Linked DNA regions of Homo sapiens: region 1 is linked to region 2. The links are chromatin loops, found by intact Hi-C in ENCODE. Cell type or tissue: IMR-90. All regions are shown on one strand. Links, peaks and the distances in the headings refer to the core of each region. The heading gives the core; the rest is flanking DNA. Region 1 overlaps DENND1A (DENN domain containing 1A). Region 2 has its middle 9.2 kb from the start of NEK6.

The links. Peaks named below come from ENCODE experiments on the same cell type or tissue, not always from the same donor. Only the 100,000 strongest peaks of a DNase experiment are listed, where the experiment ranks them.
Region 1: a loop joins it to region 2, with 6 times the contacts of the local background. A loop is called at or near these places in 1 of 110 quality-filtered maps.

The regions. Positions count from the first base shown.
Region 1 is chr9:123,718,322-123,733,969 of GRCh38, forward strand. The region is part of intron 5 of DENND1A (DENN domain containing 1A); the gene reads right to left. Among named protein-coding and RNA genes, the nearest start is that of DENND1A, 200 kb to the right of the region's middle. RefSeq lists a silencer at 7,169-7,463. In IMR-90, for the core only: a CTCF peak has its summit at 6,278 (motif pointing right); no DNase peak of the experiment used is centred there.
Region 2 is chr9:124,240,961-124,256,608 of GRCh38, forward strand. No RefSeq gene overlaps it. Among named protein-coding and RNA genes, the nearest start is that of NEK6, 9.2 kb to the right of the region's middle. RefSeq lists enhancers at 1,559-2,075, 2,076-2,592, 13,261-13,640, 13,651-13,740, 13,771-13,860 and a silencer at 11,230-11,524. In IMR-90, for the core only: a CTCF peak has its summit at 10,925; a DNase peak (open chromatin) is centred at 11,241; H3K27ac peaks cover 573 bases.

The DNA of each region.
Region 1 (15,648 bases), core at 4,015-8,014, 530 kb before region 2:
TGGTTGCCAAGCAACCAAAAGAAGGTGTGCCATAAAGGCCTAATTAATGAATGAGGTAGCAAGAGTTTCTGTTAAGTTGGTAAGCAGTTCACAGTTCACCATTGCCTAGCTTTGCCCAGATGGTAATACTCTTAAGCTTTCTTAGCTCCACTGAGCAGCAGCAAAATAATGTGATTATAGTTGCAGCTCTGGCTAAAGTTCTGACATCCTTTCCATACTCAGTGAAATTTCTTAAGTCAGTTGAAACAACAGCCTCCTGTAGATTCACAGTGAGGATTGTATGCTTGCATTTTGTTACTCATATGAGATCCAGGTCCAGAAGAACACTGGAACGATTCTCTTCTGGACTCTCTTGGCTGCAGGAACATTAAGACTCATCAAAATTTGGGACTCAAACTGAACTGCCATTGGAACTACAGACTCTGTTGGGACAATGTTCTTTTCAAAGGCAAGCCCAGACAACAGTAACAAAGGACTACACCCAGAGTGTCCACAACTTGCTAAGCTCTGTACAAGTGGTAATATGGTTTGGCTGTGTCCTCACCCAAATCTCATTTTGAAATGTAGCTCCCATAATTCCCACATGTTGTGGGATGGACCCGGTGGGAGATAACTGAATCACAGGGGCAGTTTCCCCCATACTGTTCTCGTGGTAGTGAATAAGTCTCACGAGATCTGACAGTTTTATAAGGGGAAACCCCTTTTGCTTGGTTCTCATTCTCTCTCTTGCCTGCCGCCATGTAAGAAGTGCCTTTGACCTTCCACCATGATTGTGAGGCCTCCCCAGGCATGAGGAACTGTGAGTCCATTAAACCTCTTTTTCTTTAAAAATTACCCAGTCTCAGGTATGTCCTTATAGGCAGTGTGAAAATAGACTAACACAGTGGTTAACGTTATCCCAAGTTTTCGTAGCCCTGTAAGGTAGGAATTACGACTCCCATTTGATAAGCTAAGGCTCAGAGGTACCTTGCTCAGTATCACAAACACTGCTAATGTGCAGCTGAGCCAGGATTCAAACCCTGTTCTGACACCTGAGACTATCCTCTCCCCATTGCATTATGGCTGCCACTGCCGTGGATGACAATCACGAAGAGAACTGAACTGTCCGCCTGGGAGTGCTCTCTAGGTATCACACACAGAGCTGGCACTTAGACATCTATTATCTTGTTTAATCATCATCCTTGCAACGACTGAGACTCTGCTGCTATTATTAATCCTCGTTTTAAAGAGAGTGAATACCAGGCTCAGTTAAATCGCAGACTGAGTTGTCTTATCTGAAATGCCTGGGACCAGAAGTGTTAAAGGTTTTCAGATTTTTTTTTTTTAATTTTGAAGTATTTGCATATATAGAGCAAGATAATCCTGAGGATGGGACCCAAGTCTAAACATCAAATTCATTTATGTTTCATATACACCTCATAACACATAGCCTGAAGGTACTTCTATAGAATATTTTTTAATCATTTTGTGCAAGAAACAAAGTTTTGACTAAATTTTGATGGCAACCCATCACATAATGTCAGGTGTGGAATTTCCCACTTGTGGAGTCATGTCCCTCAAAAAGTTTCCAACTCTAGAACATTTCGGATTTTGAATTTTCAGATAAGGGATGCTCAACCTGTAGCAAATGAAGATAGCAATACTTGAACTCAAGTCTGTGGCTTCAAAGCCTGCTCTCCTTTCACCATGCCATGCTGCCTAAGTACCGACCACAAATCATAAAGGCTTGCTTTGATTTAATTTCCATACTGAAAATGGAAAATATACTCAATTACCCAGTTCCCTCCATGCCACAATAAGCAATTAAATACATGAGCTTTTCTTTCAAGAGTGAACCTTCTACATCTGAATGTAGCTCAACATCACCACGTATTCAAACAGGGAGGGCCCCTGAGAGCAGGTGTAACAGATTGGCAACCACCAGCTAAGTCTTGAAGATAACAACAGGGCAGCGGGAGTGAGGGATGACAGAAGAGGCAGCTGCCTCAGCCAGGGCTCCGAGGGAAAATGCTCTTATTCTTTAATGGAGGAGGGTCTGTGCATGCTGGGGGGCAAAAGGGGGGCCCCAAATGAACAAAGGTAAAGAGAAGAGGAAGAAAGATTGGTCCGAGACCAGTTAAAGTGTTCTCATTAATAGGCCTGCGACTTCAAATGTAATCAAAGTGGAGGACCCAGCTCAGCCTAGCAAAGGATCAGGAGATTTGCCCCTCTGATCCTTTCATTCACCAAAATACAATCTCTTTACTAGGCCCAGCAACTGGTACAGACACATGTTCACCCTTCTATCAGGGCTATTCAAAATACATGCAAACTCTTTTCAGACTAATCTTAGCAGAGTTAACTTTATCATTGCCAACACTGTCTCTTATGGGTTGGGCCATGATTATTTGCAGCTGATTCTTATCTATGGCAATTTCTGAAATCCAAGATTGACTTCCTGCTGCCATCCAGCATGCGTGGGCTGCCTCCATCTTGCTGGGAGTAAACACTTGGGGAACACAAACAACTCAAGGCTAGTTTAGGCAAAATGGAATTAGAAGAGTAAACCAGTCTTTACCTAAAAGAAATGGCATTCATGCATTCATTTATCAAACATCCCATGATCATTTAAAAAGCAGAATGCTAGGGAATTAGGTATGAAAAGCAGAACTTTCAGATTATAAATGATACTCCAAGTGTCTGACCCAGAACTGTCTTCAGCCTTAGAGTGCAAGCTCACCTGCTTGCTCACTTACTCTCCACACCCACTCTTCCCCTCCCTCTCTGCCCCAATGCAGATCCCCACAACTTCTCACTTCACCTGTAAGTGGTTCCTCTATGCTAGAGCCAAAATGATTTTCTAACACACAAATCTGATTATGTCATCCCTTTACTTAAGATTCTCCAAGTCATTCTTCACTGACTTCAGGATCAAGTCCAAAAGCCACCACATGACCTGTGAGGTCCTTGCTCTCTGGTCCTTCCAGCCTCATTTCCTGCCATTCTCCTCTGCTCCAGGCATACTGAATGCTCCACCACTCTGCAGAAGCACTGTGCTCCCTTGGTCCTGGGCCTCTGCCCGTGCTGTCCAACCTGCCTATCATGCTCTGCCTTCTCTCCCATTCCTGTCCCACCTCCCCATCCACCTGGGTAACATTCTTAGTTGCTCTTCAGGTTTCATCCCATTTCCCATCTCCACCAACAAAAGTGAGCTACCTCATGATATGGTTTGGCTGTGTCCCCACCCAAATCTCATTTTTAATTTTAACTCCCACAATTCCCATATGTCGTGGGAGCAACCCTGTGGGAGGTGATCAAATCATGGGGGCAGGTCTTTCCCATGCTGTTCTGATGATAATGAATCAGTCTCATGAGATCTAATGGCTATAAAAATGGGAGTTTCCCTGTACCAGCTGTCTTTACCTGCTTCCATCCATGTAAGACATGACTTACTCCTTCTTGCCTTCCACCATGATTGTGAGGCCTCCCCAGCCATATGGAACTGTAAGTCCATTAAACCTCTTTTTCTTCCCATTCTTGGGTATGTCTTTATCAGCAGTGTGAAAACAGACTAATACAGTAAATTGGTACCAGTAGAGTGGGGCATTGCTGAAAAGATACCCAAAAATGTGGAAGTGACTTTGGAACTGGGTAACAGGCAGAGACTGGAACAGTTTGGAGGGCTCAGAAGAAGACAGGAAAATGTGGAAAAGTTTGGAACTTCCTAGAGACTTGTTGAATGGCTTTGACAAAAATGCTGATCATGATATGAACAATAAGGTCCAGGATGAGGTGGTCTCAAAAGGAGATGAGGAACCTGCTGGGAACTGGAGCAAAAGTGACTCTTGTTATGTTTTAGCAAAGAGACTGGCAGCATTTTGCTCCTGCTTTAGAGATTTGTGGAACTTTGTACTTGAGAAAGATGATTTAGGGTATCCGGCAGAAGAAATTTCTAAGCAGCAAAGCATTCAAGAGGTGACTTGGGTGCTGTTAAAGGCATTCAGTTTTAAAAGGGAAATAAAACATAAAAGTTTGAAAAATTTGCAGCCTGACAATACAATAGAAAAGAAAATCCCATTTTGCTGAGGAGAAATTCAAGCCAGCTGCAGAAATTTGCATAAACGAGGAGCTGAACGTTAATCACCAAGACAATGGGGAAAATGTCTCCAAGGCATGTCAGAGACCTTTGCGACAGCTCCTTCCATCACAGGCCCGGAGGTTTAGGAGGAAAAAATGGTTTCATGGGCTGAGCCCTGGGTCCCTCTACTGGGTGCAGTCTAGGGACTTGGTGACCTGTGTCCCAGTCACTCCAGCTGTGACTACAAGGGTCCAAAGTACAGCTCAGGCTGTTGCTTCATAGGGTGGAAGCCCCAAGCCTTGGCAGCTTCCACATGGTATTAAGCCTGCAGGTGCAGAGAAGTCAAGAATTGAGGTTTGGAAACCTCTGCCTAGATTTCAGAGTATGTATGGAAATACCTGGATGCCCAGGCAGAAGTTTGCTGCAGGAGTGGGGGCCCTCATGGAGAACTTCTGCTAGGGCAGTGCAGAAGGGAAATGTGGGTTGGAGCTCCCACACAGAGTCCCTACTGAGGCACTGCCTAGTGGAGCTGTGAGAAAAGGGCCACCATCCTCCAGACCCCAGAATGGCAGATCCACTGACAGCTTGCACTGTGTGCCTAGAAAAAGCTGAAGATACTCAATACCAGCCCATGAAAGCAGCCAGGAGGGTGGCTGTACCCTGCAAAGCCACAGGGGCAGAGCTGCCCAAGACCATGGGAACCCACCTCTTGCATCAGCATGACCTGGATGTGAGACACGGAGTCAATGGAGATAATTTTGGAACTTTAGGATTTGACTGCCCTGCTGGATTGTAGACTTGCATGGGGCCTACAGCCCCTCTGTTTTGGCCAATTTCTCCCATTCAGAATGGCTGTATTTACCCAATTTCTGTACCCCCAGTGTATCCAGGAAGTAACTAACTTGCTTTTGATTTTACAGGTTCATAGGCAGAAGGGACTTGCCTTGTCTCACATGAGACTTTGGACTGTGGACTTTCGAGTTAATGATGAAATCAGTTAAGACTTTGGGGGACTGTTGGGAAGGCATGATTAGTTTTGAAATGTGAATACATGAGATTTGGGAGGGGCTGGGGTGGAATGATATGGTTTGGCTGCATTCCCACCCAAATCTCATCTTTAACTGTAACTCCCACAGTTCCCATGTGTCATGGGAGCAACCCTGTGGGAGGTAACTTATTCATGGGGGTGGTCTTTCCCATGCTGTTCTCGTGACAATGAATAAGTCTCATGAAATCTGATGGCCTTAAAAATGGGAGTTTCCCTGCACCAGCTCTATTTGCTTGCTGCCATCCATGTAAGATGTGATTTGCTCCCCCTTGCCTTCCGCCATGATTGTGAGGCCTCCCCAGCCACGCAGAACTGTAAATCCATTAAACCTCTTTTACTTCCCAGTCTCAGGTATATCTTTATCAGCAGTATGAAAACAGACTAATACACCTCCCTCAGGGCTTCATGCTTTTATACCCTTATCACATCAAGGTTTTTAGTCTGACCATCTCTCCTGCAAGGACATGTCATCTCTCTGACTCCAGTGTCAACTACATTGCTTGGTTCATAGTATAATGCAGTAGATGTTGACTAAACCAATATTTATTGAAGGAATGAATAGGTGATACCTAACACCCACCATATTCTAGTGTGATCTTTATTTGCTGCTCAGCTTGTTAAAGAAGAACATCCAAATTTCCCTCCCTTCTTCCCTTCCCTTCTCAAAGACACTGAACTAGTCTAACCTTTGTAGTCATAATGCTTGGTGCTCACTCCCATTCTTAGAGTCAACTGGGTTGCTCTAATTAACCTGCATTTCTCATCCTAACCCCAGACTTGGAAATTGAGAGCCACAATAGAAAAGAAGCACAACTCGTTGAGGGAGGCTGAAGGGAGGGAGCATCCAGGAGATCAAATCTGTGGAGCATCTAATCAGCTTCTAAAACCACACATACCTAAATTTCCTAATGAGACTTCAGCATGAATCTCAACCTTTAGAGGTACTGAAAAATAGACACACTGAATTCTCAATGTTGGCTCCAGGCCAAATCTGACTTCAACTTTGGCACAAAGAGTTAACCACCTGGAGTGAGGGGAAGGAGAGGGGAGGAGAAGAGAGAAATAAAAGACAGGACAGAGAAGCATAAAATTAAAAAAAAAAAAAAAGTCATTGAGCAGACTTCTGAAGAAAAGCTTGGTTGATTTAAAATGAAAGCTAGGATGCAGACAGGAGGTGGCAGCATGGACTTGAGGTCTGAGCATCAAAATGTCTGGCCAGGCCTCCCCAGCTTTCTCTTCAAGGCTGTGCCACAGAAGCCAAACCATAACCTCTCTGAGCACAGGTCATCTTCCAAAAAGGGAGAAGCAACTCGCCTTTCTTAGACTAAGAGATATTCTGAAAATAAAGACTAAGAAGAATAGCAATTCTCAAACGATTCAAGCTGTAAAAAACACAAATCATCCCCAAGTGCTTTGATAGCTGATAAAAAAATTTTCCAAATCTGAACTTCCATTCTAATTTTGACAAATATTCTAAATTGGCTTCTAATGATACAAAAATATGAGATGACTTTATTGCATACCATTTCAATCTGGCTCAAAACCATTAACAAATGCATCTTCAGGAAAATTCTTAGCAAGAGAAATTCAAAAGCAACTCTTACTCATTTTTGAAATCTGTTTCAATGAGTTCTAAATTTATAGTAAAACATCTCTGCAATTGTAACGCCATTCAGAGCACAATGACACCAATTATGCCCAAGCTTCACTAATTGTTAAAGCTTTAGATAAAGCTAAAAATTTAGAAGTTGGATATGAAACACTCTTGTGACCCTCATTATATTTTTCTCAAAAATGTTCAATATCAGTAGCAGAACTGTGAGTTAAATGCTAAAATTCAGTGACAGAGAAGGAATTTATGAAGCCTTTTAAAACACTTAAAAGCTGAATGGCTCAGGTCTTTGATGTGACTCAGTGCTTTGCAAACCAACTTGAGAAAAGTTTCCTTCTGTCCCGCATGCAAAGGCAGCTGCCCGGGACTACAGGTTCTAGAGTGTGATTTGGAAACATTTCAGCATCACACTCCCTATAATTCAAACCCTGTTTTGTGTCTGTCTTTATAGGTCATTGTTGGCCAGATGGAAAATATTAAGGAAAAGAGATTGCAACTAAACCAGTAGGCTGTGGTACACAGTTGCAAGGCCGCAGTTAACCACGAGCAGAACTGCAGGCAGGCTTTGCTTAGCTGCAAGCAAAGCTCTGGCGCATCCTCTGCCCAGCAGCAGGAGGGCCCCTGGCCAGCTGAGAGCAGTCACTGTGCCAAACAGACTGTACGGGCCTCACTGCTCGGATGCTTCCAGAGAAAGAAGGAGAATCGATGGGTTCCTTTGTAAACAACTTCTTGTGCTTTCGGGCTGTGACCGACTTCAAAGGTGGCATAACTTAATTCTGTCACAAATTATGCCATGGAAATCTTGAGGAAGATATCTTCCTGAGGAAATACCTACGTGGCCCCTTATAAACTAAATTCTAACAGGTAAACAACAAACAACAAAAGAAAAACACGTTCAGCTTTTAGTAAGTAAGAAAAACTGCACAACCTAATATAATTTCTACTCACGACTTAAACCAGTTTTTAGTAAAATCTTACTGGGCATTAGTGAATGCAGACCTTAAATATCAAAGTTTGTGTTGCACTATGATACGACTTTATACATCCATCTCTATTAATGGGACCTGACTCACAGCATTGATTTCCCTCTCAAATATTTGTTGAATAAAATGTGTTAATTTTTAATAATGGGCAACCTTTATTAATGGCCTAGTCTGCAACAAGTGTTCTTCTCAGGACTTTACATGTATTTCATTTTCAGAAGAAGTCATTTTTACGAAGAAAAGCTCTCATTTGTAAAGGATGTAAGGTAGGCATTAGCATCATTATTCCCTTGACACAAAAGCCCCTCAGATAATTCAATAATAACGTGTCTCACATTGAATCCAAGCCTGACTATGAATCCAGATTCTTCCACCACACTCCATGCTGCCTCTCCCTATCACACGAACATACTTTAGCCATTCCAAAAATGACCATTTCCGAAATGCACCAGACCATGAAGTCCTTGAGGACAGGGATAGTGCTTTATTCACAGCTGAATCCCCAGTACACAGCACAGAGCATTAAAAAATGAATGAAGAGAATAGAGGGAGGAGCCTCTGGCTTTTACCAGTTGCTCACACACAAGCACCCACAATAGGTAGTGTGAAATTTGCTCCCTGGTATCATAGAAGAGGTATACAGTACTTGGGTAATTCTTAATAATGGTGAAAAAAACAGCAAGTGAAGAAAAGATCTTAAATATGGATTTTTAGCCTATGATCCAGAGACCACAGAAGGGGTTCTGTGAAAACCTATAATGTCTATAGAACTTTTTAAGGAAACCCACATAAACATTTTTTTGGAGACAGTTCCTGGAGCTTTCAGCAGACTTGCAAAGGTATCCTATCCTCCCAAAAAGTTTGCCTTCTAAGAGTCTTCTCCAATTTTATTGTCATGGGGCTGAGTGGGAAAGGCCAGGGACTCTGTGGTAGAGGGCTTATGTTCAAGTCATGTCCTCCAGGCAGTCATAGAACCTTGGTCAGGTGACTCTGAAGCTCAGTGTTGTCACGTGTAATTTACCCAGTTGTCACAAGATCTAAACGGGATGATCAGCATTAAAGTATTCAACACAATACCTTCTCTCTACTTGGCTAGTGTGTAAGGTATACAACAATAAAACATGAACAGGAGATGGTACAGAACCACTGAAGGAAATATAATGAGAGTACCAGCTGCTCTTCTTTTCCCAGAAAATGTTTTCTTGTTTAGTCATCTAAGAGAAAAGAGCCAGAAAACATCCACTTTTCCTGGAATGCCTACTACAGAGCCTCATTTATATCAAGCTAAAAGTTAATATCCATACTTCAAACTAGATTTTCTGAAGTAAAAGAAATTAAATGATATTCTCATAGGCAAAACAAAAGAAATTCTAAAACACCTATGACACTCAAGGAAAGAAACATGGATTCTGTCTCAAATCTAACCCACCTATCCAGAGAACAGCACTTTTCCGATCCTCCAGATGTATCCTTTGAAGCTACTTGCTTTGACATCATAATTACAAAATGGTGCAAGGGCTGTGAAATCATAAACAGATGATGACTCAAAGGACAAACATCAAGAAACAATCTTTTACTTGCTAAAGACCTTAAATGATAGGAAAACACCTTCAGAAAGCCAAGAATGAAAGTAATAAAAACTTAGTATTTAATTATTAGCTGTACCATTCATATTAGCACCAATAAGGGAAAGAAAAAAAAAAGGGAATAAATATTTAGGTATAAATCTAACAATACAGGTGTAGGAACTGTATGCCAAAAACCACAAAACACCAAAGAAAGAAATCAAAGAATCCCTAAATAGGCCAGGCGTGGTGGCTCATGCCTGTAATCCCAGCACTTTGGGAGGCTGAGGCAGGCAGATCATGAGGTCAGGAGATCGAGACCATCCTGGCTAACACAGTGAAACCCCATCTCTACTAAAAATACAAAATATTAGCCAGGCATTGTGGCAGGCTCCTGTAGTCCCAGTTACTCGGGAGGCTGAGGCAGGAGAATGGCATGAACCCAGAAGGCGGAGCTTGCAGTGAGCCAAGATCGCACCACTGCACTCCAGCCTGGGCAACAGAGTGAGACTCTGTCTCAAAAAAAAAAAAAGAATCCCTAAGTAGATGGAGAGATGTACTATGTTCATGGACTGAAAGACCCAAATATTGTAAAAAGGTTATCTTTGCAGCTGGGCGCAGTGGCTCACACCTGTAATCCCAGCACTTTGGGAGGCCAAGGCGGGCAGACAACCTGAGGTCAGGAGTGAGAGACTAGTCTGACCAACATGGAGAAACCCTGTCTCTACTAAAAATACAAAATTAGCCAGGCGTGGTGGCACATGCCTGTAATCCCAGCTACTCAGGAGGCTGAGGCAGGAGAACTGCTTGAACCCAGGAGGCAGAGGTTACAGTGAGCCGAGATCGTGCCATTGCACTCCTGCCTGGGCAACAATTGCAAAACTCTGTCTCCCAAAAAAAAAAAAAAAAAAAAAAAAAAAAAAACAGGCATCAGTCATCTTTACCCAAGTCATTTTATACATTCAATCCAATGTCAAACCAAATCACAGTGGGATTTTCTATAGCTATTAAAGGTCAAGAAACTAGAAGAGCAAAATTTATGTGGAAAAGCAAAGAAACTAGAATAGCTAAGACTATTTTAAAAATGAAAAACACAGCTGGAAGATTAATGCTATCTGATTTGAAGAATTACTATGATGCCACGATTAAGACAGTATAGTATTGATAGATACATAGATGCTACATCAGCATAATCCTGATACCAAAACCTGGCAGAGACACAACAAAAAAAGGAAATTTCAGGCCAATATCGCTGATGAACATCGATGCGAAAATCCTCAATAAAATACTGGCAAACCAAATCCAGCAGCACATTAAAAAGCTTATCCACCACGATCAAGTCAGCTTCATCCCTGGGATGCAAGGCTGGTTCAACATACACAAATCAATAAACGTAATCCATCACATAAACAGAACCAATGACAAAATCCACATGATTATCTTAACAGATGCAGAAAAGGCCTTCAACAAATTCAACCCCCCTACATGCTAAAAACACTCAATAAACTAGATATTGATGGAATGTATCTCAAAATAATAAGAGCTATTACAAACCCACAGCCACTATCATGCTGAATGGGCAAAAACTGGAAGCATTCCCTTTGAAAACCAGCACAAGGACAATGATGCCCCCCTCACCACTCCTATTCAACACAGTATTGGAAGTTCCGGCCAGGGCAATCAGGCAAAAGAAAGAAATAAAGGGCATTCAAATAGGAAGAGAGGAAATCAAATTATCTCTGTTTGCAGATGACATGATTGTATATTTAGAAAATCACATCGTCTCAGCTCAAAATCTCCTTAAGCTGATAAGCAACTTCAGCAAAGTCTCAGGATACAAAATCCACATGCAAAAACAAGCATTCCTATATACCAATAATGGACAAACAGAGAGCCAAATCATGAGTGAACTCCCATTCACAATTGCTACAAAGAGAATAAAATACCTAGGAATACAACTTACAAGGGATGTGAAGGACCTCTTCAAGGAGAACTACAAACCACTGCTCAAGGAAATAAGAGAGGACACAAACAAATGGAAGAACATTCCATCCTCATGGATAGAAGAATCAGTATCATGAAAATAGCCATACTGCCCAGAGTAATGTATAGATTTAATGCTATCCCTATCAAGCTACCACTGACTTTTTTCACAGAATTAGAAAAAACTACTTTAAATTTCACATGGAACCAAAAAAGAGCCTGCATAGCCAAGACAATCCTAAGCAAAAAGAACAAAGCTGGAGGGATCGCACTACCTGACTTCAAACTATACTATAAGGCTGCAGTAACCAAAACAGCATGGTACTGATACCAAAACAGATATATAGACCAAGGGAACAGAACAGAGGCCTTAGAAATCATGCCACACATCTACAACCAACTGATCTTTGAAAAACCTGAGAAAAACAAGCAATGGGAAAAGGATTCCCTATTTAATAAATGGTGTTGTGAAAACTGGCTAGCCATATGAGGAAACTAAAACTGGACCCCTTCCTTACACCTTAAACAAAAATTAACTCGAGATGGATTAAAGACTTAAATGTAAGACCTAAAACCACAAAAATCCTAGAATAAAGTCTAGACAATACCATTCAGGACATAGGCATGGGCAAAGACTTCATGACTAAAACAACAAAAGCAATGGCAACAAAAGCCAAAATTGGCAAATGGGATCTAATTAAACTAAAGAGCTTCTGCACAGCAAAAGAGACTATCATCAGAGTGAACAGGCAACCTACAGAATGGGAGAAAATTTTTGCAATCTATCCATCTGACAAAGGGCTAATATCCAGAATATATAGAGAACTTAAATTTACAAGAAAAAAAACAAACAACCCCATCAAAAAGAGGGCAAAGGATATGAACAGACACTTTTCAAAAGAAGACATTTATACAGCCAACAAACATATGAAAAAAAGCTCAACATCACTGGCCATCAGAGAAATGCAAATCAAAACGACAATGAGATACCATCTCACCCCAGTTAGAATGGCAATCATTAAAAAGTCAGGAAACAACAGATGCAGGAGAGGATGTGTAGAAGTAGGAACGCTTTTACTCTGTTGGTGGGAGTGTAAATGAGTTCAACCATTGTGGAAGACAGTGTGGCGATTCCTCAAGGATCTAGAACCAGAAATACCATTTGACCCAGCAATCCCATTACTGGTTATATACCCAAAGGATTATAAATCATTCTACTATAAAGACACATGCACACATATATTTATTGCGGCACTGCTCACAACAGCAAAGACTTGGAACCAACCCAAATGCCCATGAATGATAGACTGGATAAAGAAAATGTGGCACATAAACACCATGGAATACTATGCAGCCATAAAAAAAAGATGAGTTCATGTTCTTTGCAGCGACATGGATGAAGCTGGAAACCATCATTCTCGGCAAACTAACACACAAACAGAAAACCAAACACTGCATGTTTTCACTCATAAGTGGGGGTTGAACAGTGAGAACACATGGACACGGAGGGGAACATCACACACCGGGGTCTGTTGTGGGGGTGGGGAGCTAGGGGAGGAATAGCATTAGGAGAAATACCTAATGTAGATGACGGGTTGATGGGTGCAGCAAACCACCATGGCACGTGTATACCTATGTAACAAACCTGCACGTTCTGCACATGTATCCCAGAACTTAAAGTATAATTTAAAAAAAAATTTTTAATGAAAAACACAGCTGGAAGATTAATGCTATCTGATTTCAAGACTTACTGTGAAGCCACAATCAAGACAGTATAATACTGATGGATACGCAGAACAATGGAACAGAATAGAGTCCAGAAACAGATCCACACAAACACTGCGTAGTCCATTAATTTTTGCGAAGGCACAAGGATGACTCAATCGAGAAAAGATGGTCTTTTCAACAAATGGTGCTGGAACAACTAGATGCTCATATGCAAAACAAAAACAATCTACAAAAAAATTCAACCTATACTTTATACCTTAAAAATAATTAACTCTAAATGGATCACAGACCTACAGGTAAAACATAAAACTATAAAACTTTGAGAAGAAAAGATAGGAGAAAATCTTTGTGACCTTGGGATAGGCAAAGAGTTCCTAGATATGACACCAAAAACATGATCCATAAAAGGTAAGATTGATGTGTTATGATTTTATCAAAATTAAAATCATTTGTTCTGTAGAAAATCACTGTTAAGAGAATAAAAAGAGAAATCACAGGCTGGGACAATATGTGATTTGCAAATCATATATCTGAAAAAAGATTTATGTCAAGAAACTTAAAGAACACTTGAAACTCAACAATAAGGAAACAAATCAATTTTTTTAAATGGGCAAAAGATTTGAATACTTTACCAAAGAAGATATACAAATGACAAATAAGCACGATATGCCCCAATCACTGATTATTAGGAAAACGCAAATTAAAAAATCACAATAGCTCCTACTACACACATAGAATAGCTAAAATGCTTGTGAGTACGTGGGACAACTGGAACTCTGACACCTTGCTTGTGGGAATGCAAAATGATACAACAACCACTTTGGAAAGCAGGCAGTTTCTTACAAAGTTGAACATACGCTTGGCAACATACACCCAGCAATTCCACTCTTAGGTATTCGTCCAAAAGAAACAAAAACTTGTGTTCACACCAAAATCTGTGTGCAAATGTTTGTAACAGTTTTATTCATAATCATAAAACCCCCAAACAACCTAAATGTCCTTCAATAGCGAATAAACAAACTATGAACACATTCTACAGTGGAATACCTACTCAATAATAAAAGGGAATAAATCACAGATACACACACCAACATGGATGGATCTCAAATGCATTTTACTATGTGAAAGAAGACAGTCTCCAAAAGGTAATACCATATGATTACATTTTTGTGACACTGTGGAAAAGGTAAAACTATAGAGACGGAGAAGAGGGGTTAAGAGTAGGAGAAGGGTTTGACCACACAGGGGCAACACAAGAGAACTGGAGTGGGAGAGGACAGAAGTGCTCGTATGGTGGTTATGGTGGCAGATATATGACTACATATTTGTCAAAACTCAGTAAATTATACAAAATGAGGAAATTTTACTGTACACAAATTAAAAATAAAAATAGAAAAGTCTCACCAAATCTATTAATTTTGAAAAATGAATACATTGCAACTCTTGTAATACACTTATCTGATTGAATTTAGTTAGGAATAGAGGCTCTGGAATGAGAATCCTGCCAAGGTTTTGCTGTATCACTTTTGGCAAGTTACTTAATCTGTCCAAACCTAGGTTTCTTCATCTGTATAATGGGGGCCATAGTGCTTTCTCAAAGAGTTTTTAATGAGGATTAAATGAGAGAGCGCATGGACAGCACTAAGCAAATAGTAAGCATTCAATAAATGAGTGGCTACTAAGTTTATTGTTGTTGTTTTGAGATGGGAGTTTTGCTCTTGTTGCCCAGGCTGGAGTGCAATGGCGCGATCTCGGCTCACCGCAACCTCTGCCTCCTGGGTTCAAGCAATTCTCCTGACTCAGCCTCCCAAGTAGCTGGGATTATAGGCACACGCCACCACACTCGGCTAATTTTGTATTTTTAGTAGAGACGGGGTTTCTCCATGTAGGTCAGGCGGGTCTCAAACTCCCAACCTCAGGTGACCTGCCCGCCTCAGCCTCCCAAAGTGCTGGGATTACAGGTGTGAGCCACCGCACCCGGCCAGTTTGTTTGTTTTTTAAAGACAGGATCTGACTCTGTTGCCCAGGCTGGAGTGCAGTGGTGTGATCATAGGTTTCTGTAGCCTCAAACTCCTGGGCTCAAGTGATCCTCCCATCTCAGCCTCCTAAGTAATTGGGACTACAGGTATGTGCCACCACACCCAGCTAATTTTTATATTTTTTATTTTTAGTAGAAACAGGGTCTCACTATGTTGGCCAGGCTGGTCTCAAACTCCTGGCCTCAAGCGATCCTCCCACCTTGGCCTTCCAAAGCACTGAGATTACAGGCAGGAGCCATCACATCCAGCCTTGCTTTCACTTTCTTAATTTTTAAGAACTTCCTTTTTTTATTCCTGAATGTTACTTTTTATAGAATCATATTCTTGTTGGTTATTTTTTTTTTTTTGAGACAGAGTCTTGCTCTGTTGCCCAGGCTGGAGTGCAATGGCACAGTCTTGGCTCACTGCAACCTCCATCTCCTGGTTTCAAGCAATTCTCCTGCCTCAGCCTCCCAAGCAGCTGAGACTACAGGCACATGCCACCATGACCAGCTAATTTTTTGTACTTTTTAGCAGAGACAGGGTTTCACCATGTTGGCCAGGCTGGTCTCGAAGTCCTGACCTCGTAATCCACCTGCCTCAGCTTCCCAAAGTGCTGGTATTACAGGCATGAGCCACCGTGCCAGGCCTCTT
Region 2 (15,648 bases), core at 8,821-12,820:
AAAACCACGGCTGGAGCATAAGATGTGTTGGGGGAAGGTGGGGCATGAGAGCAGAGAGGGTCTCGAATGCCACTACATTTGGGAGACACGGTTAGGACTTCTCTGATGTGGCACTCCACACTGGTGACCCAGTTGAACAGGCACTGCAGTGAGAGTTTTCAGGGTCTGGACACGCCTCCTCTCCCAGGTCCACGACATCTACATGGGGCAGAGCTCTTACTAGGGGTCCAGGCTCAGGCTCCATTCTCTTGGGAGAGGGGCTGGCAAGGTGGGTCAGGAAGAGAGGCTCAGCCAAGGGGCTCTAGAGAGCCTTTTGAGTGGGGAAACTGAGGCCAATGCTCAGATGTATGAGTGGGATCAAATCAGTGGGAGGTGGAGACACTGGTGACCTGAGCTTCCCTGAGCTTCCCTGGCTTTGAGTCCTCCCCCTAGAGTGGCACTGAGGCCTCCTGTTAGCTCAGGAAAAACTCAGGGATGTTTTAAGGGTCAAGTTCTAGCACCAGCTCTGCTGCTGATGAGCTGTGACCTTGAGCAAGGCACAGACCCCTCTGGGCATGGGGACCCTGTTGATTGCTTCCTTGGAAATGGAAGATGTCCCAGGCTGATCCTGTTCTGCCAGCCTCCCTGACCTGGCATCATGGAGAATGTGAGGGCTTCAGATTCAGGCAGAGCTGAGTTTGAATCTCTGCTTTGGAAATGGACTGGGTGTTTGACTTGGACCAAGTGCTAAGCTCTGGGCCTTTATTTCCCCATCTACAAAACAAGGAATTGATTGGTGAGATTAGCGTTGAATGGAATAAATGAAAAACTCTGGTGGGGGGGGGCAGCTGGGCACAGTGACTCGCGCCTGTAATCCCAGCACTTTGGGAGGCCGAGGTGGGTGGATCACCTGAGGTCAGGAGTCCAAGACCAGCGTGGGCAACACGGCGAAACCCCGTCTCTACTAAAAATACAAAAATTAGCTGGGCATGGTGGTGCATGTCTGTAATCTCAGCTACTCAGGAGGCTGAACCAGGAGAATCACTTGAACCCAGGAGGCGGAGGCTGCAGTGAGCCGAGATCGTGCCATTGCACTTCAGCCTGTGTGACAAGAGTGAAACGCCTCTCGAAAATAAAAAATAAAAAAAAATAAAAAAGAAAGAAAAGAAAAAGAAAAAACTCTGGGGACTGGAGACAAAATAGTAAAAGGAGGTGGTAGAGAGCCTTGCTTCCGCCCTCACCTCCTATGAGGTGCCCTCTGCTTGCAGAATCTCTCAGCAGCCGGACTTTTGCAGAAGCTGCAGGTCAGTGGTGAGTGAGGAGGAAGGCTGTATCATTGATTGTTCTCCCAGGACACTTTGAGCATGAAAGGGGGCACCGTTAGTAATAAACAGCCATAAACCTGGGCTGTCCTAAGGAAACCAGAGTTTATGATGCCCCTGGTGATGAGTGGAGATTCAGAAATTGAAATGGAGAGGCGGAAGCGGGACACGATTGAGGAGGGATGTGAGCAGGTGCCAGGAGGCGCAATCTTTGGAGAGAGGGTGTGGTGCCCAAGCAGGCTTTGGGAGGCTTTTCTGCGGGAGGTACCGATTCGCTCCCCTCTTCTGGGTCCCAGGTGAACTTCAGGAAAGAGCAGCTTTGCTTTGCAGCAGTTTGGGAGCTGGATTGGGGCTGGATACGTTTTGTAACCTTATGCCTCTGCACGCTGGTTGGCTGCTTCACTTTTTTCTTGGTTATAACTTCCTGCAGAGACTGGTCTTCGGCTGGGAGCAGGAAGGCACTCTTAGAGTTGGGTTAGGAAAGTAAAGGCGCTTTTCCGATGCCTAGAAGGCAGTAGCTGCTTAGTAAACGTTCATCCCCTGCCATCTTAACCAGCAAGCGCCTTTGCTCTGGGACCCTGGTCCACGGTTGCTTCAAGCCCCCAGAGGAACCGCTGCCTTCATACTCCTCCAGATGGTCTAAGCCCTCCTGCCTCCCACCCCTCCCACACACGAATGCAGGAAGTCCTCTGAGAGCCTGCTGGATCAGTTTCCTTTCCGCTTCCTTTCTCTTCCTCTCCGGTGAGGGCTGGGACGCAGCTGGCGGAGTTGGGGGGGGTTCTCCCCCAGACTGCTTCTCTGCACAGCCTCCTTAACGCGTCACTCACAGGGCCTGCATTCCTCCAACTTTAATGCCTCCTCTGGGAACACAGGCTTCCAGAAACCTGAGATGACCAACCAGCCGGTGCAGGCCAGAGGGAGAAGGGCCCAGACGGTGAGGGGGAGAGTGAGGGGCTTGACTTCTGCCTTTGCTGAAAAGAGAAACCGCAGGCCTCCCCCTCCCCTTTCAGCTTATGGGACTTCTAGACCAGGGAGCAAAAAGCACTGGCTCTTGCCAAACCCACTTAGGGAGATGGAAAAGGAAAGATGGCACGATAGTTTGTAAAGGTGGAAGATCTTTTGTCACATACACCAGGTACAAAGGTTTTCATACTGGGACCCTTTACTGTCCCTTTAGGCTTCTAGAACAATAGGGCAGACTACTAGCAGAACCAAAAACAGAGAGGTGAACTAGGATTAAGTAATGGCTCCCAACAACTGCCTTGCAACTCCCAAATATTTAATAAGCAGCTCTTATTTAATAATCAGCTCCTGCCAGCCAATGTACCCCAGCTCTAGCATACCACTGGTCCTATCTATCCCCCTCTCAGGCCCTGATCACCTGAGGTAGGGAGTTTGAGACCAGCCTGGCCAACATGGTGAAACCCTGTCTCTACTAAAAATACAAAATTAGCTGGGAGTGATGGCGGGCGTCTGTAATCCCAGCTACTCAGGAGGCTGAGGCAGGAGAATCCCTTGAACCCGGGAGGCGGAGGTTGCAATGAGCCAAGATCGTGCCATTGCACTCCGGCCTGGGCGACAGAGCAAGACTCCGTCTCAAAAAAAAAAAAAAAAAAAGAATCCTGGCCACACAGCCATGAAGTAGAGGTTCAAACCCAGGCTGGTTTCACAGTATCACATCACCTCCCAAGTGTATATGGCCACGTACAGTTGGAAGCATCGCCACTCCTGCACCCTTCTCCCTGGTTAACTAGTGAAATTCTTCCCTTGGGGATTTTATTCATTCCATTGATGTAAGCCCGTCCCCACTTCACTACACTCTTGCAGTCTTAAAATTATGGCTCACTAGGCCCAAAAGGATCTTTAGAAATTAATTTGTCCAATTCTTTTCCCTATGGATGGGGAAATCGAGGTTCAGAAAGAAGACAAAACTTGCTTGTATCAGCCCTAGATCTCCTGAGGCAGAGTGCTTCAGTGCAAAGGGTCTTATCAGACAGACCTGGCCTCGAGTCCTGACTCTGACATTTACTTTCTGGGCCACCTTGGCTAGCAGACATTACTTTGCTGTTGTTGTTCTTTGTGGTATTTTTCTGAGACAAGGTCTTGTTCTGTCACCGAGGCTGGAGTGCAGTGGCATGATCACAGCTCACTGCAGCCTCTACCTCCTGGGCTCAAGCAATCCTTCCACCTCAGCCTCCCGAGTAGCAGGAACTATAGGTGTGCACCCCCATGCCTGGCTGATTTTTATGTTTTTCGTAGAGATGGGGCCTCATTATGTTGCCCAGGCTGGTCTCAAACCCCTGGGCTCAAGCAATTCTCCCACCTCAGCCTCCTCCCAAAGTGCTGGGATTACAGGTGTGAGCCACCACGCCCAGTCAAAGTCACTTTTTAATTTTTATTATTTATTTATTTATTTATTTTTGATGGAGTCTCACTCTGTTGCCCAGACTGGAGGGCAGTGGCAAAACCTCGGCTCATGGCAACCTCCGCTTCCCAGGTTCAAGTTGTTCTCCTGCCTCAGCTTCGCAAGTAGCTGGGATTACAGGCACCCGCCACCGTGTCCAGCTAATTGTTGTATTTTTAATAGGGACGGGGTTTTGCCATGTTGGCCAGGCTGGTCTCAAACTCCTGGCCTCAGGCGATCCACCCGCCTCGGTCTCCCAAAGTGCTGAGATTAGAGGTGTGAGCCACCGTGCCTGGCCTATGCTACTTTTTTGAGCCTCAGTTTCCTCATCTATTAAGTGGAGATCATAATACCTTCACTGACGGGTTGTTGTAAATATTCAAAGAGGTCCCAGGTTGGGATGCAGCAGCCTCATTCCTGGCACGCAGTGAGTGCTCAGTGCAGGCAGCCTTCCTTCTCCCCAGCAAAGGAAAATGGAATCTTAAGGCTCTGAGACCAGGGTCATTCCTTTATGGAGCCTGAGAGGGGGATAGATAGGACCAGTGAGTGGTATGCTAGAACTGGTGTGCATTGGTGGGCAGGAGCTGATTACTAAATAAGAGCTGCTTATTAAATATTTGGGAGTTGTTTTTGGGAGCTTTATACCAGCCATGGTAGGAGTATTTTACACCACAGAAATCAGCAAACTCTACAAATGAAGGATTTTATTTTTTATTTTGTATTTATTTTATTTATTTATTTATCTGTTTTTAAGATGGAGTCTCTGCTGCCCAGGCTGGAGTGCAGTGGTACAATCTCAGCTTACTGCAACCTCCACCTCCCAGATTCAAGTGATTCTCCTTCCTCGGCCTCCCAAGTAGCTGGGATTACAAGCATGTGCCACCACACCCAGCTAATTTTTGTACATATATATTTTTTTCAGTGGAGATGGGGTTTCACCATATTGGCCAGGCTGGTCTTGAACTCCTGACCTCAAGTGACAGTTTTTTTTTTTTTAAATAAAGGCCTATATGGCCGAGCACGGTGGCTCACGCCTGTCATACCAACAGTTTGGGAGGCCAAGGCGGGTGGATCACTTGAGGCCAGCAGTTTGAGACCAGCCTGGCCAACATGGCGAAACCTCGTCTCTACTAAAACTACAAAAATTAGCTGAGTGTGGTGGTGCATGCCTGTAATTCCAGCCACTAGGGAGGCTGAAGCAAGAGAATCACTTGAACCCAAGAGATGGATCAGTGAGCTGAGATTGTGCCAGTGCACTGCAGCCTGGGTGATGGAGTGAGAGTATCTCAAAATAAATAAAAATAAATAAATACATAAAAGCCTATAGTGTGGAATTTTTATTTTATTTATTTATTTTTTGAGACGGAGTCTTGCTCTGTCACCCAGGCTGGGGTGCAGTGGTACGATCTCGGCTCACTGCAAGCTCCACCTCCCAGGTTCATGCCATTCTCCTGCCTCAGCCTCTGGAGTAGCTGGGACTACAGGCGCCCGCCACCATGCCCAGCTAATTTTTTGTATTTTTAGTAGAGACGGGGTTTCACCGTGTTAGCCAGGATGGTCTCGATCTCCTGACCTCGTGATCCGCCCACCTCGACCTCCCAAAATGCTGGGATTACAGGTGTAAGCCACCGTGCCTGGCCTATGATATGGAATTTTTCAGTGGTAAGAAGTGATAGAGGGGATCATTATGGTAGTCAACCAAAAAAAAAAAATTACAATGTATAAATTTGGAAAAGGAGAGGAGACTTTGTTTCTTATAAAGAGTTACAGCCTGCAAAGGGGCCATCCCACAAGCAGGGAAATGTGTCTTTGGATAAGACCAGAGACTGTTACTTCGAAGGAGGAGGGGTTGGGGTAGATGCTTGATGCTAAACAGGTTGCCTAAAAACACATATATTTAACAGGTTACAAAAGAATATTTATGAAGGTGGTCATGACACATGTGAATTGAACAAACAGGTATGTAACATAGGACCCATGTTCATTTCGGGATGGAGACTTAACAGTTAAATGTATTATAATTAGGCCCTATAAGTCAAAAGGTCTTTTCGGGACACAAGGCACACAAGTGTACCATCTCCATAAACCTACCAGGGCCCGTCTACAGTCGGTGGTCTTTTTATCAGGAGAAAGTTACTGAAGTTAGTCTCTTGTCTAGTGAAAGTTGTAGTTGTGGTTGGTGGACCAGTAAGTCAGTATTTGTGAGTTGGATGAATTGCAATTGTTTTAATATTAATGTTATTTTGAGGCCGGTGTTTGTTTAGTTGTCAGAGAAAAAGACAAAGCTTGTGGCAGTTAAAACACAGTTTATTTTTTAACTGTAGGGTATTTGACTTAACCCGAGCCTGGGATGGCCTTAAGTCTTGTTTATAATTTTTTTTTTAATAGGGTCTCACTCTTTTGCCCAGGCTGGAGTGCAGTGGCATAATCTTGGCTCACTGCAACCTCCGCCTCCTGGTTCAAGCAATTCTCCTGCCTCAGCTTCCCAAGTAGCTGGGACTACAGGCACGTGCCACCACACCCAGCTACTTTTTGTAGTTTGAGTAGAAATGGAATTTTACCATGTTGGCCAGGCTGGCCTCAAACTCCTGACCTCAAGTGATCTACCCACCTTGACCTCCCAAAGTGCTGGGATTACAGGCGTGAGCCACGATACTCGGCCTATAATTTGGTATTTTGTTGTTACTAAGAGTCTGTTTTGTCAGTCTTAATGATCTCTATTTTAACATTAATGTTGGAGGTGGGACAGGGTGGCTCACACCTGCCTGTAATCCAAGCACTTTGGGAGGCTAAGGTGGACAGATCACTTGAGGCTAGGAGTTCAAGACCAGCCTAGGCAACATGGCGAAATCCCGCCTCTACCAAAAATACAAAAATTAGCCGGATGTGGTGGCTCACACCTCTAATCTCAGCTACGTGGGAGGCTGAGGCATAAGAATCACTTGACCCTGAGGCAGAGGTTGCAGTGAGCTGAGATCACACCATTGCACTCTAGCCTGGGCAACAGATCAAGACTCTGTCTCAAAAAATAAATAAATAAATAAATAAATAAATAAGTGACTCTGGGGCTTGCTGTGCTAGCCAAATGTATCTGCATGTCTGCTATGAATTGCAGCTTTCCTACGTCCCAACTGTGTGACCTTGGGCGAGTCACTTTACCTCTCTGAACTTTTTCTGTGTGTGTGGTGGGGAAACTGAGGCAAATTCCCAGCTATCTATGTATCTATAAAGGATAACCCTGACACTCGCCTCATAGGCTTGTTGGAATAATGAAATGAGATGACGTATGGAAAATGTGAAGTGCTAGGCTCTGAGCTTGATGAACAATTGGTATTGATATTATTTCAGCCACATGCTGGTTCAGTGTCTTCCCATACAGAACTGTAACCTGGTGAGAAAGATGTTAACACCTACAGTTTCCTAATGAGGCTCCAAGGCTCTGAGAAGTAAAGTGACTTGTTCAAGGCCATAGTGCTAGAAGGTGGCAGAGCCAAGCTTTGAACCCTGGTCTGATTGGCTCCAAGGCTGGGGCTCTGCCAAGACTCCCTGGCCTCAGTCCAGTTCTGGGGGTGCTGACTGCAGAGCAGTGGTTGTGGTATTTGGCCACAGGCTGCAGGCAGAATGTATATGGCCAAATGGCCACCTATCCCAGGGGCCTGCCTGAGCAACTCGTCTCGATCCTGAAGTCTGCAGCTTTGAGCCATGCAGCTCACACATGCCTCCTTCTTTGAGGGCTCCGGAGCCCCACATTTACTGCCTTTCCTCCAGTGTGCCTCTCTAGCCACTCATCCTGTTTCAGGGGAATCACCCCAAAACAGCAAGCACAACCCCCAACCAGGTCCCTCAGAATACCATTTGAATGGTGGAAGGGGACTTTCTTTTTTTTTGAAACAGGGTCTCACTGTGTCGCCCAGGCTGGAGAGCAGAGGCGAAATCATAGCTCACCGCCACCTCAAACTCCTAAGCTCAAGTGATCCCCATACCTCAGCCTCCCGAGTAGCTGGAACCACGGGCACGTGCCACTATGCACAGCTAATTTATTTTTTTCTTTTGTTTTTCTCTCTTTTTTTTTTTTTTGTAGAGATGGGGCCTTAATATGTTGCCTAGGCTGGTCTCAAACTCCTGGCCACAAGCCACCCTCCCACCTCGGCTCCCCAGAGCAATGGGATTTCAGCCATAAGCCACCATGCCAGCCCTAATTTTCTTTCTTGATGATGGGTTAGACCCTGGCCACTTACAGTCCTGGTATGGAGGGCAGGTTTGGGGCTGAGGGGAGGGAGTAGCAGTACCCAGACCCTGGCAAGCCCCTTCTTGAAGAATCTTCTCTGATTCCCTGCCCCTGCCCTCTTCCTACCCGCTCCCATACCTGTTTTGCCAGGTTTCTCCTCTGGTTCCTTTTCCCCACTCCACCCCCCAAGACAAGCCTGGCGTGTCCTGATGCCTGGAAAAATTACACCCATTCCCAGCCAACCAGGGCCAGGGCTGAGAAACCCACAACCAAATGCCTGCCTCTTCCTTCAGAACAGTTGCTTCACATTTGGGATTTGGGGTTGATGGACAGATGATGTCATCGGCCCCAAATCCAAGGGGCCTCTTGCCTCCATCTGCTCTGAGAGCAGCCAGCCCTACTGGGCATGCAGAGGAGGCCTCGAGCTCACAAGAGAGACTCACTCCAGCCACATCAGCCAGGAGTTTCAGGAAGGGTGTCTGGGCCCCCTCACTCATCTCCAAAGCCAAGGGGTTACCTGGACACCTGGAGAAGAAATGTGGCCAGGGTGGGACCCAGTGGACTCAGTTCATTTATTCCCCTATCCCGTCATGCTTGGTAGCACAGGGAAAATAGGAACACAGATTCTGAGCCTGTCAGACATCCTGCTACAAAGTGTGCTCAAGCCAGGTGCAGTGGCTCATGCCTGTAATCCCAACACTTTGGGAGGCTGAGGTAGGTGGATTGCTTGAGCTCAGGAGTTAGAGACCAGCCTGGCAACATGGCGAAGCCTCATCTCTACAAAATATACCAAAATATACTGGGCGTGGTGCTCACATCTGTAATCGCAGACTTTGGGAGGCAGAAGCGGGTGGATCACCTGAGGTTGGGAGTTTGAGACCAGCCTGGCCAACGTAGCAAAACCTGTTTCTACTAAAAATACAAAAATTGGCTGCGTGTGGTGGCACACACCTGTAATCCCAGCTACTTGGGAGGCTGAGGCAGGAGGATCGCTTGAACCCGGGAGGCAGAGGTTGCAGTGAGCCAAGATCATGCCACTGCACTCCAGCCTGGACAACAGAGCAAGACTCTGTCTTAAAAAAAAAAATTAGCTGGGTGTGCTGGTACATGCCTGTAGTCCCAGCTACTTGGGAGGCTGAAGTGGGAGGATTGCTTGAGCCTGAGAGGTTGAGGCTGCAGTGAGCTATGATCACGCCACTGCACTCCAGCCTGGCAATAGAGTGAGACCCTGTCTCAAAAAACAAACAAACAAAACAAAACAACAAAGTGTGTTTGAGACAAACTGGTTAATCTCTCTGAGCATCAGTTTTCTCCTGTGCATGTTTTCTCACCTGAGACATGGATACTCACATCAGAGAGCTGGTGCTGGTGCTACCTACATGCAGGACTCAGTGCCTGAATGAGTGAGAGGCTGTTTGTTCCTGTATTTAGTCACCTGCCTGTAATTGTTTCATGTGACATGAAATTCAGGGTGGCCATATGATTTATTATCTGATCCGGGCCACTTGTGAGTGTGAAAAGGGGCACTGTTTTTTTTGTTTGTTTGTCGTTTTGGGTTTTTTTTTTTTTTTTGAGATGGAGTCTCGCTCTGTCACCCAGGCTGGAGTGCCGTGGCATGATCTCAGTTCACTGTGACCTCTGCCTCCCGGGTTCAAGCGATTCTCCTGCCTCAGCCTCCCGAGTAGCTGGGATGACAGGCACGTGCCACCACGCCCAGATAATTTTTGTATTTTTAGTAGAGACGGGGTTTCACCTTGTTGGCCAGGCTGGTCTTGAACTCCTAACCTCAGGTGATCCACCTGACTTGGCCTCCCAAAGTCCTGGGATTACAGGTGTGAGCCACCGCACCCAGCCAGGGGGTACTATTATTAATTATGCCAGGACAGTAGGCATCACCCAGGACCATCCTGCAGGCACAGGTGATTCTTTGTTGGGAGAGAGTTCCAGTTTTCCCAGAAGGATTCATTCGCTCTTGTCATCCAGGTGCGATTATTGACAGCAACCCCTTTCCCTCTGCAAGTGTCTTGCTTTGGATGATCAACTTTAGGGTCACCTTGGGTGTCTGCAAAGGCCACTGCGTTGGGGGATTCATTTTTTACATTATACAAAATGGGGGTGTCTTGTCTGCTGGGCTCTTTGCCACATACTGATGTCTGGGTGTCCCGCCAAGAACTTCCAGGAGAGTTTAAGCAGTTAAGTCACATTTTTAGGAGCAGCAAACCCTGCTGGCTGCAGAAGGAGTTGGGACCCTCTCCACCTCCTCCCCAGCCCTGCCACCACTCCCTGTGTGACCCCGGGCCACTTCCTGCCTAGCACAATGTGGGGATGGGTCTCCAAGAGTCCTGTCAACCTTGACCTTCTAAGATTTCCTGTTACCCGATGACCCTGGGGAATTTCAGTAAAAATTGGGATGCAAGAAACATCACACCATCATATGGCTCACTGGTCACACCATGAATCCTAGGTCTTTCCTGTGCCAGGCTCTGGGCAGCTGCTGGAAGCCAAGGCATATCCATCAACACTCCTGCTTCATGGGAGGAGAGAGACGAAGCCAGCAACAGATCGGCCTATTCAACTCAGCATCAGGAGAGAACAGGTGCCAGAAAGCAAGCGGGGATAGAGTCCCAGTGTACTGTGAGCTTGCAAAACACCTTCAAAGGCCAAAATCACATTCCCCCAATACCCCATTGCCATGTCTGTTGCCTCTCAGCAGCCAGAAACTCCTACTCTCTTCCTGAGGAGCACAATGATTTTGACAGTTTCTTTGGGCGACTGACATCGCACCAACTCCTTTGTGATTTTAGTATTCGTGGTCTCTGAGTCTGTATCCTCATCTGTACAATGGGCAACAATCTCTACCTCAAAGTGCAGTTGAGAGTATCAGGTAAGGGAACAGACAGGAAATGCAGTTCATATGCAGTTCATGGTGCTCCCTGCAGGCCGTAGGATTTGAGTCTGCTAGTTGAAACAGCAGATATTAGAGCGGGTGGTAGAGGGAAGTTCAGGGAGGTGCGGGGAGGTGGGAAATCAGAGAGTACATTTCTGCCTCTTGATGGCTGTGTGGCCTTGAGCAAGTCCCATCTGTAAAGTGAGGGTGGGAATGATAATCCTTGATAACTTCTTTTTTTTCCACATTCCAGAAACCACCTGGGGAGTGGGGTCTCCAACCGTGTCGGGCGAGGACTCAGAGTTGGCAGCAGTCACTGCCAAAGGCAGGAGGAGATAACCAGTTAGCAGGCCTGTCACAAGATCAGCAACGCATGAAAGACAAAATGCTTCCCTGCGGCAGGAAGAGCCGACGCTTCCCTGCGGCAGGAAGAGCCGATGACACACTGCACTTAAAGTATTCCTCCAAGCCCCACCTCATTCTTCCCAGATCCTCTAGCCTTGGAGCACAGCCTCCAACTCTTCACTGAGCATTTTCAGGAGTACAATCTCAGGCGACTACCCCAATCCTGCAAGAGAGGCTGCCTGCCCCCCTTTGACAGATGAGGAAACTGAGGCCCACAGTGGGGAAATGGATGGCAGGAACTTGAACTGCAGAGAAGAGGCAGACTGAGTTTTCAAGTCTCAAAAGAACCTATGTCTGGACTCTTAAAACAACTCTACAGATGCCTGGAGCAGAGAGTTTTAAAAATTAGCTCCAAAGCTAACCTCATATACAGGCATGGGGACCCGTGGAGAGAGTACTCTTCTCTTCCTCTCCAATGTTCCTGTCCCCAACCAGACCATAAAATCTTGAGGGCAGGGGCCATGGCTGAAACTTCTGTTCTCTCCCACAATACTTAGAACAGTACACAGAGTGTTTGCTCTATGCGGATTAAACAGAGCAGATGCTTGCTGTATGTGGAATTTTTGTGTGTGTGTGTGAGACAGACTCTCACTCTGTCGCCCAGGCTGGAGTGCAATGGTGCAGTCTCGGGCTCACTGCAACCTCTGCCTCCTGGGTTCAAGCGATTCTTCTGTCTCAGCCTCCCGAGTAGCTGCGATTACAGCTGCCCGCCACCACCCCCAGCTAATTTTTGTATTTTTAGTAGAGACAAGGTTTCACTATGTTGGCCAGGCTGGTCTTGAACTCCTGACCTCAGGTGATCCACCCACCCTGGCCTCTCAACGTGCTGGGATTACAGGCGTGAGCCACCTCGCCCAGCCTCTATGTGAATTAAATGCAAATCGTTTGGAATACTATGCAGTCATATAAAAGGAAGCAGTTTTTCTGGAGCCAACAGGAAATGGTCTCCAAGAAGTGAAGAAAACATAAGATACACAATAGTGTAGATTGTATGCTATTATATGAGCAAAAAATAAGAAGAAATACATATACATTCACATACACACGACCATATATACGTGCATACATATATACACACCCACACAAAACACACTGTCTAGGACAGCATATATTCGGCAACGTTGGCTCCCTCCAGGGATAAGAACCAGGTGGCTGGGAGGTAGGGGTAGAAAGGACACTTTTCACTTTGTCCCCTTCTGTGCCTTTTGAATTTTGAACTGTGGGCAAGTATTATCTATTCAAGCAACAAATTAAACATTTTTTAAGTTAAATAACAAAAAATGAGCCAGCTACTTTATAAAGTGAGCCATATGATGATGTGATGACTCCTACATCCCTATCCTGACCGAAATTCCCCCGGGTCATCAAGTAACAGGAAATCTTAGAAGGTCAAGGTTGACAGGACTCTTGGAGACCCATCCCCACATTGTGCTAGGCAGGAAGTGGCCCGGGGTCACACAGGGAGTGGTGGCAGGGCTGGGGAGGAGGTGGAGAGGGTCCCAACTCCTTCTGCAGCCAGCAGGGTTTGCTGCTCCTAAAAATGTGACTTAACTGCTTAAACTCTCCTGGAAGTTCTTGGTGGGACACCCAGACATCAGTATGTGGCGAAGAGCCCAGCAGACAAGACACCCCCATTTTGTATAATGTAAAAAATGAATCCCCCAACGCAGTGGCCTTTGCAGACACCCAAGGTGACCCTAAAGTTGATCATCCAAAGCAAGACACTTGCAGAGGGAAAGGGGTTGCTGTCAATAATCGCACCCGGATGACAAGAGCGAATGAATCCTTCTGGGAAAATTGGAACTCACCCCCTACAAAAAATCCCATTACCGGGAAGATGGCAAGAAGATATTTTGTAACAAAGGAACTTCAAAGGAACATGGCCTGATTCTAAGTTCTTCTTGCCTCTCCTCTCTCCCCCATTACCCCCTCCCCCAATACTAACAACAATAAAGGACTTGAGTTAACCTGGATTCAAATCCTGGCTATTTTCTGAGCCTCAGTTTCTTCATCTATAAAACATAAATCATGACCCCTATCTCAAGGGATGCTATAAGAATTAACTGTCTCTTACAGAGCCAGATGCAGAGAAGGTGCCCGGCAAGCGGTAGTTTCTCTTCCCTTCGTGCAGAGAAATAATGAAACAACACATACTGAATCCTGAAACTCTTTGGGGGTGAACGGAGACAGACTTTCTCCCAGACCAGTTGAACAACGCCTCGGTGGGCAGAAGTGTGAGGCAACGTGTGCAGGGAGACGCTCATCCTAATTCTGGGTGTCATTTTGCAAAGCACTGCTTCACGATGACTCATTTTGGGACTCCCTAAAAACTCCTTTGAGTTAAAAACAAAAGTTGAGTGGGATTCAGCTTGCATTGTACCTTATCACTCTACTGTGCCCTCGTCAGTGTATCAGAGTACTGCAGGGAATTCAAGAATCTCTGAGCAGGCTAACCCTGATATTTGCCCCATAGTGTCACCAGGAGCTGGGACCATCTGCACAGGGCCCAGGACAGAGGGAAAGAAGTGGCCATGAGGGATGGAGGAGGAGGAAGGCCAGGAAAATGGGGTGCATGGGCCTCCCCTACCCTGCTCCCATCCAAGGGGGAGGGGGACCCCCAATGCAAAAGCACTCCTGGGTCCTCCTACCTATCCCTGCTTTATTTCTCCATCAAACTTTTTTTTTTTTTTTTTGAAACAGAGTCTTGCTCTGTTGTCCAGGCTGGAATGCAGTGACATGATCTCAGTTCGCTGCAACCTCAGCCTCCTGGGGTCAAGCAATTCTCCAGCCTCAGCCTCCCGAGCAGCTGGGATTATAGGCACGTGCCACCATGCCCAGCTAATTTTTTTATTTTTAGTAGAGATGGGGTTTCGCCATGTTGGCCAGGCTGGTCTTAAAGTCCTGACCTCAGGTGATCCACCACCTCGGCCTCCCAAAGTGCTGGGATTACAGGGTGAGCCACTGCGCCTGGTCTCCACCAAACTTCTTATCTTTGAAATGCCAGACATTCACAGTGTCTTCCTCCCATCCCACTCTCCCACCTTGGCTGAAGCCCCAAGAGAGTCAGAGCTAGATTTTTGTTCACTCCTGTATCCCAGGACAAGGCTTCTTTATTCCCCTAACACTCAGCCTGCCTGCAGCCAGACCTACCTCTGTTGATTATCATTGGCTGTGTGACCTGGGACAGATTGCTTGACCTCTCTGAGCCTCGGTTTCCTAACTGGAAAATGAGGACATCACAAGTATCTGTCATACGGGTTCTGTGAAGCTGGGGAAGGGCTTTGCAAGCAGTAAAGTCTTACATAGATATTGTGTGTTGGGGGTGGGGGCAGTCCTTTCCTCCCAGTGGCCTGGTGCGGCTCTCAAAGTTTCCTTCAAAAGGGAGTTTCTGGTTCTTGCTCTGTAGCTTAACTGAATAGCTGCCAGAACATGGGACCTGCCCTCCACACAGTGGGCCCCTACTGACTTCTCCCACTCCCTCATTCAGGCCTCTGCTCAGATGTCACCTCATCAGAAAGGCCTTCTTCCAGCACCCCCTATAAAAAAGCACCCCTGGGTCCTCCTACCCTTCCGAGTTATTTCTCCACCAAACTTCTTTTTTTTTTTTTTTTGGAGACAGAGTCTCGCTCTGTCACTGAGGCTGGAGTGTAGTGGCGCGATCTCGGCTCACTGCAAACTTCGCCTCCCGGGTTCACGCCATTCTCCTGCCTCAGCCTCCCAAGTAGCTGGGACTACAGGCGCCTGCCACCATGCCCGGCTATTTTTTTGTATTTTTAGTAGAGACAGGGTTTCACCGTGTTATCCAGGATGGTCTCGATCTCCTGACCTTGTGATCCGCCTGCGTCGGCCTCCCAAAGTGCTGGGATTACAGGCGTGAGCCACCGCGCCCGGCCCAAACTTCTTATCCTTGAAATGGCAGATATTCAGTGTCTTCCTCCCACCCCATCCCTCCCCCTTGACTGAAGCCCCAAGAAAGGGCCATATTTTGTTCACTCCTTTATCCCAGTGCCTAGAAAAGTACCTGGCCCATGGAAGGTGCTCATAGATGTGTCGGGTGAACCAATGACTGAACTAATGTTTGCTGCATGAATATGGCCAGTATCACAAATCCTCTAGTAACACTGCAATACGCTGTCTCAGAACTTCGATTTCTTTCTATTATTTGTTGCAGTGTTTATTTCTTCTATTTAACTTTTCAATCTGTCTGACATTTATTGTGGTGTATATCATGGGAGGCAAGGCTGTAAACAGATCTCCAGCTAAACGGCTAAACAATTTGCAGAACAATCCATTTCCTCCCCATTGGTTTGTGATGTCTGCATTTTCATCCACAAGAGCTGGGACCAGGCCCGCTCCTGTGGGCCAGCTGCTGCCTCGTCTGCCCTCTTGTTCCAGAAGCCCAGGGCTATGCTGTTCCTGAGGC